4 separate regions of the Homo sapiens genome follow, and regions 1, 2 and 3 are each linked to region 4. Evidence: chromatin contacts called from ENCODE Hi-C or POLR2A ChIA-PET data. All regions are on one chromosome and are shown on one strand. The core of a region is the stretch at or near the end of the contact, and the rest is flanking DNA. Distances in the headings are between cores, read along the strand shown.

Evidence for each region. Hi-C counts contacts between places; a loop is a spot of excess contacts on that map. ChIA-PET counts read pairs that join two places held with the same protein, here RNA polymerase II (POLR2A). Pooled maps may share reads with other maps.
Region 1: a pooled map shows a loop between it and region 4 (4-fold over the local background). The contact joins the promoter of TRAF4 here to the promoter of TAOK1 in region 4. A Hi-C loop is called at or near these places in 2 of 50 pooled maps. POLR2A ChIA-PET finds 5 or more read pairs at or near these places in 2 of 52 experiments (WTC11 and activated naive CD4-positive, alpha-beta T cell).
Region 2: a loop to region 4 is called in a map of CD4-positive, alpha-beta T cell, with 5 times the contacts of the local background. The contact joins the promoter of SSH2 here to the promoter of TAOK1 in region 4. A Hi-C loop is called at or near these places in 3 of 168 maps with a recorded cell type or tissue (CD4-positive, alpha-beta T cell, CD4-positive, alpha-beta memory T cell and naive thymus-derived CD4-positive, alpha-beta T cell), 2 of 37 single-sample maps with no recorded cell type and 13 of 50 pooled maps. POLR2A ChIA-PET finds 5 or more read pairs at or near these places in 4 of 52 experiments (A673, Caco-2, PC-9 and 1 more).
Region 3: a loop to region 4 is called in a pooled map, with 5 times the contacts of the local background. The contact joins the promoter of SPAG5-AS1 here to the promoter of TAOK1 in region 4. A Hi-C loop is called at or near these places in 2 of 50 pooled maps. POLR2A ChIA-PET finds 5 or more read pairs at or near these places in 2 of 52 experiments (K562 and naive thymus-derived CD8-positive, alpha-beta T cell).

Annotation. Positions count from the first base shown.
Region 1 is chr17:28,742,268-28,746,339 of GRCh38, forward strand. It overlaps TRAF4 (TNF receptor associated factor 4), which reads left to right and starts at 1,744. Exons shown (of 7, transcript NM_004295.4): 1 at 1,744-1,988. The coding sequence starts at 1,846. NEK8 (NIMA related kinase 8) reads left to right here. Exons shown (of 15, transcript NM_178170.3): 15 at 1-1,188. RefSeq lists enhancers at 820-1,820, 844-1,138 and silencers at 844-1,138, 1,593-2,002, 2,023-2,222.
Region 2 is chr17:29,928,941-29,932,915 of GRCh38, forward strand. It overlaps SSH2 (slingshot protein phosphatase 2), which reads right to left and starts at 1,288. Exons shown (of 16, transcript NM_001282129.2): 1 at 998-1,288. The coding sequence starts at 1,060. It also overlaps a transcript of EFCAB5 not described here. RefSeq lists silencers at 488-537, 1,048-1,327, 1,478-1,567, 2,301-2,470.
Region 3 is chr17:28,597,181-28,600,946 of GRCh38, forward strand. It overlaps SPAG5-AS1 (SPAG5 antisense RNA 1), which reads left to right and starts at 1,953. Exons shown (of 3, transcript NR_040012.1): 1 at 1,953-2,066; 2 at 2,518-2,675. It overlaps SPAG5 (sperm associated antigen 5), which reads right to left and starts at 1,845. Exons shown (of 24, transcript NM_006461.4): 1 at 1,716-1,845; 2 at 1,330-1,455. The coding sequence starts at 1,766. RefSeq lists enhancers at 1,507-2,051, 2,276-2,355 and a silencer at 1,756-2,065.
Region 4 is chr17:29,389,003-29,392,884 of GRCh38, forward strand. It overlaps TAOK1 (TAO kinase 1), which reads left to right and starts at 1,361. Exons shown (of 20, transcript NM_020791.4): 1 at 1,361-2,022. MIR4523 (microRNA 4523) reads left to right here and starts at 1,660; the gene lies at 1,660-1,728. RefSeq lists enhancers at 917-1,156, 1,277-1,366, 2,527-2,766 and a silencer at 1,407-1,876.

The DNA of each region.
Region 1 (4,072 bases), core at 494-2,993, 650 kb before region 4:
AAGCAGGGTGGCCTCCAGAGCCTTGCCATAAAAAGGCTGAAGGCAGCCGGGCGCAGTGGCTCACGCCTGTAATCCCAGCACTTTGGGAGGCTGAGGCGGGCGGATCACGAGGTCAGGAGATCGAGACCATCCTGGCTAACGTGGTGAAACCCCATCTCTACTAAAAATACAAAAAAATTAGCTGGGCGTGGTGGCACGCGCCTGTAGTCCCAGCTGCTCAGGAGGCTGAGGCAGGAGAATGGCGTAAACCCCTCCAGCCTGGGCGACAGAACCAGACTCCGTCTCAAAAAAAAAAAAAAAACAAAAAAGGCTGAAGGCAGCTGTAGCTCCACACAGACCCTACCCTTTCCCCTAGCCCAGTTAGAAAATAAGTCTGGGCCGGCGGCGGTGGCTCACACCTGCATAGGCAGTGCTTTGGCCAGGAGGATCCCTTGATCCCTTGTGGCCAGGAGTTGGGAGACCAGCCTGGGGACCATAGCGAGACCGCTGTCTCCACCAAAAAAAAAAAAAAAGAAGAAAATAAGGCTGGGTGCGGTGGCTCACGCCTGTAATTCCAGCACTTTGGGAGGCCAAGGCGGGCGGATCACTTGAGGTCAGTAGACTGAGGCCAGCCTGGCCAACATGGTGAAACCCCGTCTCTACTAAAAATACAAAAATTAACCAGGCATGGTGACGGGCGCCTGTAATCCCAGCTACTCTGGAGGCTAAGGCAAGAGAATCCCTTGAACCCGGGAGGTGAAGTTTGCAGTGAGCCGAGATCGCACCACTGCACTCCAGCCTGGATGACAGAGCAAGTCTCCCTCTCAAAAAAAAAAAAAAAAAAAAAAAAAAAAAAGTATTTGGTGCTTACCGGGACTCTATCTCCATACTTTGGAGCAGGGCAAGCCAGGGCCTGCCTGGACTGGCCATTAGGCCTGCCTAGCTTCTGCATAGCCCGGGGCTGGGCGGTCCCCGGGAGTGCTGCCACCTCCCCTACACTTTCATCCTGAGGCAGGATTTGCTAGACGTCGGCTTGCCTCTCTTCCCCAGCAGGAGGGCAGGAGTCACTAAGTGCTGCAGAAAAGATCCGCGCTGGAGATTGCCCGTCCCCCCCATGCCTTTCCCCAGAAACAGTTGAGAGAATGGGTAGCTGGTGGGACCAGACCGGTTTCCCAGAGGACAGGAAGGCCAATAAAAATATCAGCTGCCTGCCTGGAGTGTGGTGTCTTCAAGGGTGGGGGTGGCGACCAGGCACCCCAGGACTGGGCTGGGCCCGACCTCGGTGGCAGGGCTGCGGCCAAGGGAGGAATGTGGGCGCAGCCGGAGGCTGGGGCCGAGGTTCCTCTGGCCCAGCGCCCAGTCCAGCCTCCCCGCCCCAGCTGGGCTCCCCGGAGCTGGTTGCCAGGCTTCGGCTGCCTAGCACCTGGAAGCTGGGGCCACGGTTCCTGGGCTGCTCACGGCCCCGGAGGCCGAGCTGTTGCCTCTGGAGAAGAAAACCTTTGTGGCGCGGCCCGTCCCCTTTTCCGACCCGCACTTCCCCGGGGCCCGCGGGCTCTGGGGAGAAGCGGAGCCACGATCTCTGTCCCCCAGGGGAAAGAAAAGCCCATGATCCCGTGGGTGGGCGAGACTGGCGGTCACCAGACCCAAAAACCATGCACTCGGGGGTGGGCGGGGCCGCGAGGGCGCGCATTAGGACCGCGCGGCCGCGGTCCGCCCTCTCTTCCGGAGGGCGGGCTTCACAGCCGAGCCCTGGCCGCGACCGCCAGTCGGCGCCGCCCGGAGCCGGGAGCGCCGCTCCAGCGAGGCGCGGGCTGTGGGGCCGCCGCGTGCCTGGCCCCGCTCGCCCGTGCCGGCCGCTCGCCCGCCATGCCTGGCTTCGACTACAAGTTCCTGGAGAAGCCCAAGCGACGGCTGCTGTGCCCACTGTGCGGGAAGCCCATGCGCGAGCCTGTGCAGGTTTCCACCTGCGGCCACCGTTTCTGCGATACCTGCCTGCAGGAGTTCCTCAGGTGCTGGCCGGGGAGCAGGGGACAGCGGGGGCGGGGCGGGGCGGGGGGCGCCGCCTGGGGAGGGTCTCGGGCCCGGGGCAAGGCGGGCCTTTGTCTGCGCTGCGACCCTGTGACCTCAGGGGCGCCCCGTGACGTCACGGGGAGGGATGACGTCAAGCCCCGAGGGAGGCCCCCCCCGCAGGAATCCGAGGGGTCCGGGCGGGTCCCAACTGCCCGGCCCGGGGCGGAAGACCTCGGCGCCTTCTCGTGGGGTCAGGAGGGGAAGAGGCCCTTCCCCGTCACCTGAGAGCCGGCGCGGCCTCAGCCTTGAACTTTGAATCCTGGGGGAAGAGGACAAAACCCGCTCCCGCGTGGCAGTTTGAGCCTCCGGAGCTTTCCCCCATCTAACCTCTTCTGATTCTTCGAACGTTCAGAGAACGGTAGCTATTGTTCTCCCATTTCACAGATCATGAAACGAGATTCAAAGAAAGGCTGCGACTTGCCCAGGGTCACATAGTTACTTAAAGGCTTAACTAGGATTTAAACCCGGACTGCTTATGATCACACAATGGAGGAAGGACTGAATCCTCCCCCGAAGAAGGACCCCTCTAGGCGGCTCCCCTCTCTCCCGGGGGCTGGAGTAAGGCGGGTGGTCCATAAGTCATGAAGAAGGGGGTCGCACTCGTGTTGTTACTGAACTCCCGCTGCCCTCTCAGGACGCAGGTTAGCCCTTGGCTCTTGGGCATCCATCAAGTTTCTGGGCGCCCTGTATGTCTTGAATCTCCTGCTCACGCAGGGAACCCCTCAGGCCCGGGTGTGGGAAGCAGGGTGAAGGAGCCCCGACTCTTCGGAGGTCATGCCCCCAGAGCGCAGGGGAAGGCCGAGTCGGCCACTGCCTGGCTGTTTGCTGGGACGAGGGGATCGAGGGCCTGGCAGGGATAGTACCTCTGAGACGCCTGCCTCCGGTGCTCCCTCCCGCCGTGCCTCCCTCCCTCGCTCGGTCCTCCGTAGCTCCTACTGGCGGAAATCTCAGCAGGCCCTTTGTTTTCTGTTCCCCACAGCCTGGGCCGGCTCCTGCCCTCACATATGCTCCGGCACAAGCTGCAGGACTGCCCCCTCCCCCTCGGCAGTGTACACATTTACTCTCCTACAGACACAGCCCCATTGTCTCCGCCACTGCTCTTCCCCGGCCCTCTGGGTTCCAGATGAGGCCAGCTGAGCCCCCCGACCCCCCCACAGCTGACCCACCCTGACTGCCTCGGGAAAGGAGCGGGGGAGGGGGCCGTCAGGCCGGATTCCTTCCACCACCTTCTTGGCCCCCCTCTCTGCCACTCCCCCTCCCGGAAATCCCCTCTTCCTCTCCCACTCCCACACCCCCTCCCCCCATCCTGTCTTCTTCCCTGGGCCTTGGCCTCCACTGCACAGCCTGGAGCAGCCTCTGCCCTGCCTGTCCCCCATCCCCCAGTGCCTGAGCTGTGCTGCTGAGGCTTCTGAAGGGGAGAGAGGTGGTTGGGTGGTCCCTGCTCCTCACCCGCCACGGTACAAGCACAAGTGAGGGTGTCCACAGCCCTGGCTGGGCCCCAAGCTGCAGGCTAAGCTTCTGCCTGAAGCCTAGGGACTTGCCTCTGTCCCCTCCCTTTCTCCAAAACCACTCAGTCAGCACATTCCTGAAGCAGCCAAGTGGACCCCCTCCCCCTGGGCCCACCCCTCTTTCCCCACTCCTGCCTGAGCTGTTAGGTTGGCCCAGGAAGGCTGGTTGCCCTGTGGGCAGACACACCCCTTCAGTGCCTGTGGTTGTATTGTCCTTGGCATTGAAGCATGGCCAGTGGTAGTGGGATCAAGGGGAGGAGGTGGGTGCTAGAAATCCTTGGGGCAGTTGGGGCATGGACTGCCTGGGTCCTGGAGAGTGCCTCTAGAACTGGGCTCCCATGTGGGCTCTGGTTCCGCCTGGATCCCTGCCTGCCTTCCACCTACCTGACTCAGACCTGCCAGGAATGCCCTGCCCCAGGGCCCTGAGTCCTGCTGGGTGAGCCATTGCTCTGCCTGAGCCATGCCAGGCATGTGTGACTGGCCCTGGCTGGGGTCAGCAAGGGCATGTCGACAGA
Region 2 (3,975 bases), core at 38-2,537, 540 kb after region 4:
GCTCGCATTTTCACTCAGTTTATTTCTCTCTAAAACATCTGGATGTTGGTTTTTTAAAGCCCATTTGCCCCACTGGTGCAATATATTGTTTTTAAAAATAAATATTTTCAAAAATGGAGCCTAAGAGAATGGAGTGTAAACGAATGGGGGTGGGGCGAGGAGAGAAGGCAAAGACGGGCCCAGCGGGGAAAGGCTGGTTACTGGGTATTTTCCTTCTGAGAGCATGCTTTATTGGCATAGGCATCTGAGGTAACGAGCCATACAAACACGACCTTAGAACAAGAATGATCACGAGCAATGAGTGTAAGGCATAAATATCTGTAAGACGGAAATAATTTGACACTGATCACTAAGCAGCACCAGATGCTTCGGGACCTCATAAAGGAAAGGTAAGAGGTCCAGGAAACAGAGATCATTGCTACCCTCTGGGGTGGGGGGCAGGCGGGAGAAACCAAGGAATAACTACGGTTGGGCAGTTCAAAGCCTGAACAGTACAGAGCAAAAGAAAGCCAGCAAGTGACTAGGGGAAGGCACACACCCTGGCGAGTACGAAGAAGGGTGTGCAGTGTGCAAATACTGAACAGGTCTATGAAATGGTGTGGGTAAGAGATGTGGGTGTGGGTAAGGGGCAACGCAGGAGGCTCACGGTCCCCTCCCTGCAGCAGAGCAACAGAGGGTAAAAGAAGGGGGAGGGTGAAAAGCAAGAATGACTCATTACCAAAAGGAAGTGCTCAAGCCATAGGGAGGCATGCCACAGGGGATTTCAGGGCGAGGATTGTGAGGAGCTAGGTGCTCAGGGTGATGGGGGCAAAAATCAACGTCTTGTAGTTCCTGCTGCTAGTCTTTAACATGGGGGTGTGGGGGGGTTCGCGGCAGCCGAGTGCCAAGGCCTGGGAAGCGGCGCGGCGCGTGCGCAGTGGCGTTCGGCGGGACCCGCTGAGGCAAAGCGGAGCCGCAGTGACAGAAGCAAGCGGAGCGGCCGCCAGGAAGGACTCACCGAGGCGCAGGGGCTGGAGGTGGTGCTGGGGGTAGGTGACCGCTGGACCGTGACCAAAGCCATCTAGGCGCTGCTGGGTTGTTCCGGGCAGGGCATTCTTGTCCTGAGTGTGGGGGACGGGAGGGTGACGGAGCCGGGATGGGGAAAGGGGTGCGGGGTGGGGGTGAAGGGAACGGGGAGGAGGAGGAGGCCGCGGGAACGGCCGCAGACTCCGCACCCACCACCAGACTGTCGCCGACTGACGCTCCGAACGGGCGGCGGGCGGGCGGTTCCGCAGCTGCGGGGCACAATGAGCGCTCCCAGTGCGCAGGCGCCACCTGTCAGCTACCGCCTCTCCCCTCGGCGCGCGCCGCCGCCTGGTCGTAACCCTTGAGTTGCCGGAAGCTGGCCGAGTGCGTGCGCCTCGGGCCGCCGCACCCTCCTGGGTTTCCTCCTTCGTGCTGGAATCGCGCGGTTTGCCAGCACTGGGTGCTGTGGAGTGGGGTGGGGGAAGGGGCCGAAGGGAGCCAGCCCGGTGAGGGGTCCCAGGGCGGGGGGCCGCTGGAGTCTTCACTCCTGAGAGACAACCATTTTATGAGGTGGGGCGGCGCACAGCTTAACCAACCTTAAAAAAAAGCAGCTGAGATGAAAATCCTGAAGCAAACACGTTTTCTATTGGGAAAGGGCTCCGCGGAGTTTCAAACCCTCTCACTGGGCGCAGACAGAACTGGGCTAGACCAGTTTACTCCCTTCACCCCGGCTCTCGGGGGCTTTTTCTTAACTTTTCCCCCCCTTCCGTCTATGTTTTATGATGAGACTTCTGGAAAGAAAACCATTTTCCGTTTGATACCCTGGAAAGGTTTGTGGTACCCTCATGCTTCCTCTATTGCCTGTCTAAAGACTTATTCATTATTCCTGAGGAGAAGAGAAGCTGAGCGCGCCTGGGAGTCCGAGGAAGCCGGTTGTGAGGGTCCAGCCTGCTATTGACCTCTCACTTGCCTCCTGCTGTGAAGACAGTCTTTTAATTAAACAGGATTTGCTCGTTAAGCTTTCTTCTCCTTCGTCTCTAAATGTCATTCTTTCATAGACCTATGTAAAAATGTAGATTAAAAGATATTTTAAGGGAATGGTTTTCTCAGGGGTAAATTGTCTGCAGAACATAAGCAAAGAATGTAATGGAAAATCAAGATTAAAAAGGAAAAAAATTGCACAATGCAAATATCACTGATTATTTACACAAAGAAAGAGAGTTGACAAGGCTATTTCTCAGCTTGAGTGGATGAGCTGGTAAATACCACCGTACATATCAAAGCTGTAGAAAACACACACACTTGGGAGTTTGCAGTTATTAAAACCCACCCCCTCCTGTTTGTCACTCAAACACTCTTGGATCTCATTGCTTCTTTTAAACTGACAGGGCTGTCATGAGCTCTTTCTGGCTGCTGTACGGTTAAACGCCACAAGAGTCCTCTGTGCTGAGCCTTTGTTCTCTCCCTGGGGCCCTGTGGTTGAAATAATTAGCAGGGAGGTTCCATCAAGAATCAGACACTGAGGGTCCCTGTACTGTACAGTCCTATGTAGAGTGTAGTGCAGAGAAGCCAGCTGGTAGGCTTTTGCCCCCTGGTGGTGATCAGGAGTGCCTGTGAGACAAAATTAAACAAAGATGTATGGTTCACAGATTAAACAATCTGACTGTGTTTTCCCCAGAGCTCCGTAGTAAACAGGAAAAGAGAAGGCAAGTTTCAGAAGTAAGAACTTTGAACCAATGCATGGGAGACCAAAGAGGAAACTAGATACATAGCCAAAAAATACACATAGCTAGAAGCTGAATGAACTCAAATAAATGAAATATATGTGCTTTATGAACCAAAGTATCATTCTAGAAAAAGTAATATTCAAATCTGTAGGTCTTAGTACTTGTATGTTGATTCTCTGACTCAGGGAGGGCAACAATGATGTTCTACTTTTTCATGGTAACATACTCTTCAGAAATTCTTTTGGAAGATGAAAGGCTTAAGTCCATTAACCTTGCAGTGAGAAAGAGCACTACCATAGGAATCAGAAGACCTGGTTTCTAGTTCCAGCTCTAAAACCTTATGCAAATGGCTTGAACTTTTTGAGCTTTAATTCCTTTATCTCTACAATGGAACCCTAACTGACAAGATTCTTGAGATAATGTATGGTAAAGTTCAGAATAAACTGTAAATAAAGCCCTCTATGCAATTAAGATAACTTTTTTTTTTTTTTTTTTTGAGACGGAGTCTCCCTTTGCCACCCAGGCTGGAGTGCAGTGGTGCAATCTCGGCTCACTGCAACCTCCGCCTCCCGGGTTCAAGCAATTCTCCTGCCTCAGCCTCCCGAGTAGCTGGGATTACAGGGGCCCGCCACCACACCCGGCTAGTTTTTATATTTTTAGTAGGGACGGGGTTTCACCGTATTGGCCAGGCTGGTCTCGAACTCCTGTCCTCAAGTGATCTGCCCACCTCGGCCTCCCAAAGTGCTAGGATTACAGATGTGAGCCACTGTGCCCGGCTTTTTTTTTTTTTTTTTTTTTTTGACACGGATTTTTGCTCTTGTTGCCCAGGCTGGAGTGCAATGGCACCATCTCAGCTCACTGCAACCTCCACCTCCCGGGTTCAAGCTATTCTCCTGTCTCAGCCTCCTGAGTAGCTGGGATTACAGGCATGTGCCACCACGCCCGGCTAATTTTATGTCTTTTTAGTAGATATGGGGGTTTCACCATGTTGGTCAGGCTGGTCTCGAACTCCTGACCCCAGATGATCCACCTGCCTTGGCCTCACAAAGTGCTGGGATTACAGGTGTGAGCCCCCGCACCCGGCCATCATTCTTTTTCTTAATAGTAGAAGTAGATTAGTGGTCAAGACATGTTTCATCTGTAGGTAAGTGTGGAACATTTTTGTTCCACATATCTAAGGTGATAAAATCCTGATCAAAATTGAATTATGGGATGACAAAATTCACATTGTTTGTATCAGGAA
Region 3 (3,766 bases), core at 703-3,202, 790 kb before region 4:
CCGAGGCGGGCGGACCACTTGAGGTCAGGAGTTTGAGACCAGCCTGGCCAACATTGTGAAACCCTGTCTCTACTAAAAATACAAAAAATTAGCCAGGCGTGGTGGTGTGCACCTGTAATCCCAGTTACTCAGGAGCCTGAGGCAGGAGAATCGCTTGAGCCCTGGAGGCGGAGATTGCAGTGAGCCAAGATCACGCCACTGCACTCCAGCCTGGGTGACAGAGCAAGACTCCGTCTCAAAAACAAAAAAATTCAATTCTTCAGTCACCTCAGCCACGTTTTAAGTGCTCAATAACCATGTGACTAGTAGTTACCATGCTGGACAGCACAGATTATCAAATATTTCCCTCATCCCAGAAAGTTCTATTGGACAGTAGGTATTTTGCAACTCTTTCAAGAAAGACTGCTATGCTATCATCATACTTCTGTTACTCAGGATGTCATCTGTCTATACACTCTTCTTTCCTCCTCATACCTATTTTATTGATATCCCATCTCCTTCCAAAAATAATTCATATGCATGAAAATGAATAGATACGATTAATGAAATAACAAAGTCATGGTCAAAAAAGAGGAAGCAAAACTTCCTATACAGCTATAACAGTAGCTGTATGTGATGATCCAGTTTGGCCTTGAGCTTTCTAGAAGGCAGAGCAAGAGGGAAAATATGGTAAACTACATAGTTCTCATTATCAGAAAGAAAAGGATAGCAATTTCTTCAGGAAGACAATTTTTCCAGGCAGTTAGTCCTAAAGCCTTTCTTGGAGGAATCTTATACAGGAGTCAAGCTGCTTCCTTGACAAGTTTTGACAGCAACTGAAATGCAGTTTCTACATGGCTACGTCTCTCAAAACGTTTAACAAAAGTACAAATCAGTGAGGGCAATTCTGCAAGGAGCTAGTTTAAACTAAGGTGATTCAAGTACCCTACCTTCCAGTGGTGTAACTTGATCCCAGGAGAGTTCTAACTACCTCCTAGAGTAAATGGATATTGCCTCAATCTTGCAGGTGACTGACCTTTCCGTAAGTGACCCCATGTTGGAGGAAGAGCACTAATCAGGGTGGTAGGATTTCTCAATAGTTTGATAAAGGTCGAAGGGAGGAGGAGGAGGTAATAAAAACTAACAGCTAAACAGAGATTCAAGTTCTCACTGGATTTCCTTTAACCACCCTAGGGCACCTCTCTGTTGGCCTGAATAGCTGTAAATGGATGTCACCGACGTAGAAGACTTCATTATCGTTATTAATTATTGTAGCCCTGGCCCTCTGTTCCCCTGAGCTCTCACCCTGGGCAAACAGCCCAGTCGAGAAGCTGTCCAGGCGAATCTCACCTGCAGCCCCAGCTTGCACAGTGATGGGGTCAGCGAGGAGCAAGCGGGGGATCTTTTTCCAGAGTTGGTGAGGGCACCGGGCTGCAGGGTAAGTTCACGGAGAGGAGTTCTCATAGATGGTTTTCCCTGAGAAAGAAACCAAGAAAGAGGGCGAGTGTGAGGAAGCCTGGGTTCTGCCAGCCCGCCCCTCCTCCCTCCCTAAGAAGCCCAAAATGCGATTAGAAGAGTACGCTCGCACCCTAGTCGCGCAGGAGCAGCAAGGCGAACAAAGACTCCACAAGCCCCCAACCCCGGGCTCGACCCAACTTTCCAGGACAGTAGACACGGCCGGTGCCCCCGCGACAGCAGCCCGGCCCAGTTCTCTCCGCCAGAGATCTCCCGCTTACCGTCTGGGGCGAAGGCGACAGGCTGAGGCTCAGTTTTTTCACTCGCCACATCTTCAACCAGAAGGCAGGCCTATCACGTCTCAGACCAAGTCGAGGACGCCATGTTCACCCGCCGTCTGTGTTTGAACCTGCTCTGCGCTTCCTGGTTGGCTGCTTCAGGCGCGCGCGTACGCTCGGGGGTAGAGCCCGGGGGGCGGGGCCCGCGTTGACCACGCCCCCGGCCCTGCCTGCCCCTCCGTTGTCGAGCGTTTTCCGCTGACGGAGCCCTCACCTCAGACACCGGCGGTAGGGCTGGATGCGGGCCCGGCCCAGGACCGGTCTTCTGTCCTCACACCGGGGAGGACCACGCAGGTAGCTGGAGAGTCCAGGAGTCCATCCCTCCTGCTTCCAGCGGACCTCCTCACATCCATGGTGTTCATATCCAAGTTGTCTCCGTGGATGGAGAAGAGGAATCCTCTCCCTAGGTCTCCCTCAGTCCTCTCCAGCCGCAGCCTTGACGGGAAAGAGCCGGCCAGGGAGTCTAGAAGCCGAAGCGGTGCCGAGCGGCTTCCCTAGGCTTGGTGGGCCCGCGTCCGGGACGGCCCGGGCCGTGGTTCTCGACCTGGGCTGTAATGTCTCCAGAGTTTCTGGGCTTTTCCTGGGACTTACTCAGGCCGGCTACCAGTTTACTGGGCTAACCGCCTACATGTATTGAACATTGAGTGTGTGCCTGGCGCTATGCCGAATGCCGTGTAGTAGCTCATTTAATGCGCATAAGGACCTACGTAGTGAGAAATACTATAAATATCCCCATTTGTGACAGGAAGGAGCTGAGTCAGAGAGACCGTGTGTAATTTGCTCAGCGTCACACAGATAGTAAACGGCAGAGCCGCTCTTCCTCCCTGTCCCGCCAGCTCCTGCCTTCTGCTGTCTTGGATCTCCTATGCACGGGAAACCTGTTGAAGGTAGGACAGCCGAAAGGTCAGTATTCAGAGTGAGCCGTTTGCGAAGGTGTGTGTGCTTTGCACACTCACGGCGCCCTGTTTACACTCTGCAAGTCTTAATACATAGGGGGAAAGCAGCAGTCCAAAGAGGAGGAACTATGATGTTATAAACTGCAGCGTCCTCAGGGACGGGCTCCTCTAGCATTGTGTTGTCCAGTACGTTAGCCCTAGCCATAGTGGCTTTTGAGCACTTCAGATGTGACTAGTCCCAGTGGGAATGTGCTATAAATGTAAAACACTGTACAAACTGGATTTCAAACACGTCGTATGAAAAAAAGAATGCAAAATATCGCCAGGTGCGGTGGCTCATGCCTGTAATCCCAGCACGGAGGAGACAGAGGCAGGAGGATCCTTTAAGCCCAGGAGTTCGAGACCTGCCTCGGCAATATAGTGAGACCTATGTCTACAAAAAAAAAATTTGGGCCGGGCACGGTGGCTCACGCCTATAATCCCGCACTTCGGGAGGCCGAGGCAGGCGGATCACCTGAGGTCAGGAGTTCGAGACCAGCCTGCCCAACACGGCGAAACCCCGTTTCTACTAAAAATACAAAAATTAGCCAGGTGTGGTGGCACACGCCTGTAATCCCAGCTACTTGGGAGGCTGAGGCAGGAAGAATCTCTTGAACCTGGGAGGCGGAGGTTGCAGTGAGCTGAGATGGCACCACTACACTCCAGCCTGGGTGACAGAGCTAGACTCCGTCTCAAAAAAAAAAAAAAGTTAAGCCAGGGGTGGCAGGGTTGGGGGCACACACCTATAATCCCAGCTTGGGAGGATCGCTTGAACCTAGTTCAAGGCTGCTGTGAGCTATGATCATCCCACTGCACTCTAGCCTGGGCGACAAAGCAAGACCTTGTCTCAAAAAAAAAAAAAAATATATATATATATATTTTTTTTTTTTAATACTGTTTACATATTGAAATATTTTAGGAATATTGGGTTAAATAAAATACATTAAAATTAATTTTCTTTTGAGACAGGGTCTTGCTTTATCACCCAGGCAGGAGTGCAGTGGTGCAATCATGGCTCACTGCAGCCTTGAACTCCTAGGTTCAAGCAATCCTCCTGCC
Region 4 (3,882 bases), core at 111-2,610:
CTGAGCCAGACTAGAGGAAGGTCATACATACACTGTATACACGGATTGCTTAGGTCTGATCAACATGCTCCTTCCTTGGAGCACAGATCTACTATGGCCAGCCTGGTCTCGAACTCCTGACCTCAGGTGATCCGCCCGTCTCAGCCTCCCAAAGTGCTATAATTACAGGCGTGAGCCACCGGGCCCGGCCCAGAGTTAATTTTTATTCATGAAACTCATATAACAGGTTTATTTATTTCAGTCGTTTTGTTGGTTAAAGAACCAAGATTTTTTATGACTACACTTTGTGTACACTTTTAGGTTCTCTCTTTTTTTTTTTTTTTTTTGAGACGAGTCTCATTCTGTCGCCCAGGCTGGAGTGCAGTGGCGCAATCTCGGCTCACTGCAACCTCCGCCTCCCGGGTTCACGCCATTCTCCTGCCTCAGCCTCCCGAGTAGCTAGCTGGGACTACAGGCGCCCACCACCACGCCCGGCTAATTTTTTTCTATCTTTTAATAGAGACGGGGTTTCACCGTGTTAGCCAGGATGCTCTCGATCTCCTGACCTCGTGATCCGCCCGCCTCGGCCTCCCAAAGTGCTGGGATTACAGGCGTGAGCCACCGCGCCCGGCCTTACACTTTTAGGTTCTTGAATAAGTACTGAGGGAGTTTTCCCTAAAAAAAAAAAAAAAAGTTTTGAGATAAAAGAATAAAAACTCTACTTCTTCTTTGCATAGGAGTCTTTAGTTTGTTTGCTGCTCTTGTTCCAAAACTTCTCATTACTCAACCTACTAAACCCACAGACACTTTTCAAGAAGTTATCTCTTTTCTACATCACCAATATATAGGGTGGCTTAGATCTGTATTTCCAAGTCTTACTGTCGTTCCAAGAATTAGTATCAACTATTAGAATCTCAAAAACTCAACTGCATACTGATTGCGCTGCCCAGTGTACCTCTGAATCCCACGGGGGAGGGGGTGTAGAACCGAGTTGTGCAGGAATGGGATATTCCACACTTCAGGGCAAACTTATTCGCAGGATCAGTGGCGGGCTTTGGAGGTGGGAAGCAGGAAGGAAGGGGAATGCAGATAAACTCTTCTTCTTCAGATCTCCGGGGTGAAATGAATGCACCTGACGCCCGCGTGGCATTAGAAGCTCCGCGAACTCAGTGAGGCCATGCTGGACAGAGGCTGGAACTCCGGGCCACCGGGACAACTCTGCCCGTAGCAAGCCTTGCGCGCTCCTGTGAGGGCGCGCGCGCGCGCATGTAGTCGTGTCTCGCGCAGGGTCCGGCCTGTCAGGCGGAAAATCTCGCGAGATCGGAGACGGGGGATGACGGTCTGGAGGAGGGGAGTGGTGTCGGGTAAAGGGGGGGAAGCTGGGCAGCGGCCGGGCTCTGTGGCTTCAGGGCTCGGGGAGAGAGAGGGAGGGTGGCAAAGAGACTGAGTCGGTGCCGCCGCCTGCCTGAGGAGAGAGGAGGGGTCCCGCTCGCCCTGCGCCCTTCGCGGGCCGAAAGCACTAGGCACTCGCGAACATCTGAGGCCTCCCGGCCCCGGGGGACCCCGCCCCGCCGTCCGCCGGCCGGCCCGCGGCCTCTCTTCCCTTTGTGAGCGCCTCCTTACCAGGGGTGGTGTTGGTGGCGGAGGGCTGCGCGTGGGCCCGCCCGCCGAGGGGCCGCGGCGGGGGACCGAGAGGGCCTCGGCTGTGTGAGGACTAGAGGCGGCCGAGGCCCGGGCCGGTTCCCCCGAGGCGGCGACGGAGACGGCTCCCGGCACTTCCCCGCGCCATCTTAACTGAGCCCAAGCGCTGAGGGCGCCTCCTCGACCCCGGTCGTCCCCTCGCCCCCCCCCCCACCCCCCGCCGCCGCCGCCCCTTGTTGCAGAGCTTGGGCTGGGCGGCTTGCTGGGGCTCGGGGGTGGGGGGCGGCGATCTGTCGCCGGGCCCCCTCCTCCTCCTCACTCCTCACCCTCCAGGGTAGCGGCTACCGGAGCGCTGCAGGGGGCTGCGCCTGCCTGCTCCGCCCCAGACCTGTCGGCGAAAGGGTAAGGGCACCTCTGCTTTGGGAAAGGGGGATATAGAGGGGGGCGGGGAAATTCGGCCCACTCGGGCCTGTGTGTGGAAGAAGGGATGTGGGAGTGGGGTGGGGGAGGGAGAAAAGGAGGGTCTGTGATTCTGTGGGTGGGGTGAAGAAGCTGGTGAGCTGGGCGCCCTCCGGTTTTAAGGGGCGAGAGCAATTCCATTCCTTTTTCCTGAGGGTCACCGGAAGGGGTGGTGGAAGGGGGATGTTTCGAGGAAGGTGTGGCCCTCACAGGGAGACTGGGTTGATGTGCACCCCGGTTTAAAGGCGCGAGGTCCCCTTCCCCTCTGGTGCCTTTGCTCCTCTTCTCCTTTGTAGTGTCTGTGTATTCTTGGGAAGGGAGACTGCTCTGGGTGGCTTGCTGGGTGGATTCCACCCCCTAGCACAGGAAATCTATACCCCTCTTCTGTAGGGGCGATGGAAGCGTTTCTCTCCCCGTACCCTTCCCCCTTCCCCATCCTCTAGTCTACTGCAATGCTGCAGAAGTCCAAGGCAGTTTCTTCATACACAGACCCATGTATACACAGAAGGGAGGGGGAGCAGGAGAGGGAAGTAATGGCGCTTCCCTTGAAAAGGTTACTCTTTTTCCTTTGGTTTTAAATCGACGACAGTATCGTTTTAATACTCTTCCCCTGAGATCTGTCCATGGGAAGTGTATCTGTTCTGGTGTTATTGTTGGGGGATATGGCCTCTCGAGAGGGACACCTCTCCTGTTAGAACAGTTTTGATGTCTCTCTTTTTGAGAGATGTCTGGATTGACATTTTTTGTGAGCAGGTTGGATTTTAGTTAGAATTCAAATAAAATAATTTTGTACCTCCTCATCCTCATTTCCCTTTTCTTTTTCTATGACTTTTGTAGTTCATGAAGAATTATTGGCCTGGCGCGGTGGCTCACGCCTGTAATCCCAGCACTTTGGGAGGCCAAGGCGGGCGGATCACGAAGTCAGGAGATCGAGACCATCCTGGCTAACACGGTGAAACCCCGTCTCTGCTAAAAATACAAAAAATTAGCTGGGCATGGTGGCACGCGCCTGTAGTCCCAGCTACTCGGGAGGCTGAGGGAGGAGAATCGCTTGAACCCGGGAGGCGGAGGTTGCAGTGAGGCGAGATGGTGCCACTGCACTCCAACCTGGGCGACAGAGCGAGACTCCGTTTCAAAAAAAAAAATTATTAACAATTATTACATACAGACAGCCTGTCTGATTCAGGGCATTTCTCCCTAAGCTGTGAATTTTTAGGGTTGATACTGTTGTGTATAATATTGAAATTGGATTTTTTTTAAAATGGTAAGGTTACAAACCTTTCTGCAGCTGTTTCTTTGTTCTTATTAATCTGCCTAATTATTCTATGATCTATTTTCTGTAGTCAGTCATTTTTCACTTCTTTTGCTACCTGTCATGTTTGTCTGAAAGCAGATCATCTTATCTGGTTTACAGTAGTACTTGTTGGTTTTGTTCTTAGTTGAGTAGAAATAAAAATTTAAACATTCTGGAAATGTGCTGCCAAGTGCTTTTTGTGACCAAAGAGTAGTTTTCAAGTCTCCATGTACTGATGATACATTTTTTTCAAGTGTTTAGTAAATACTGGTGATGTGATTTCAAAATATTCCACATATGACTATTAATAGAATTAATTTTTTCCCAAAGTGAAGAAGAAGACTAAAATGTGTACAGATAATGAGTTGTCTTTGGTGTATTTAGTGTTTTCAGCTCTACTTAGTGACTTATTTTTAAATACTTCAAATGCCATCTACATTTTATGTTGTCATTAAATGTTGTCCAATAGAGCTTTTTTGGTGTGTTTGTTGCATTTTGAAACCTGTTTT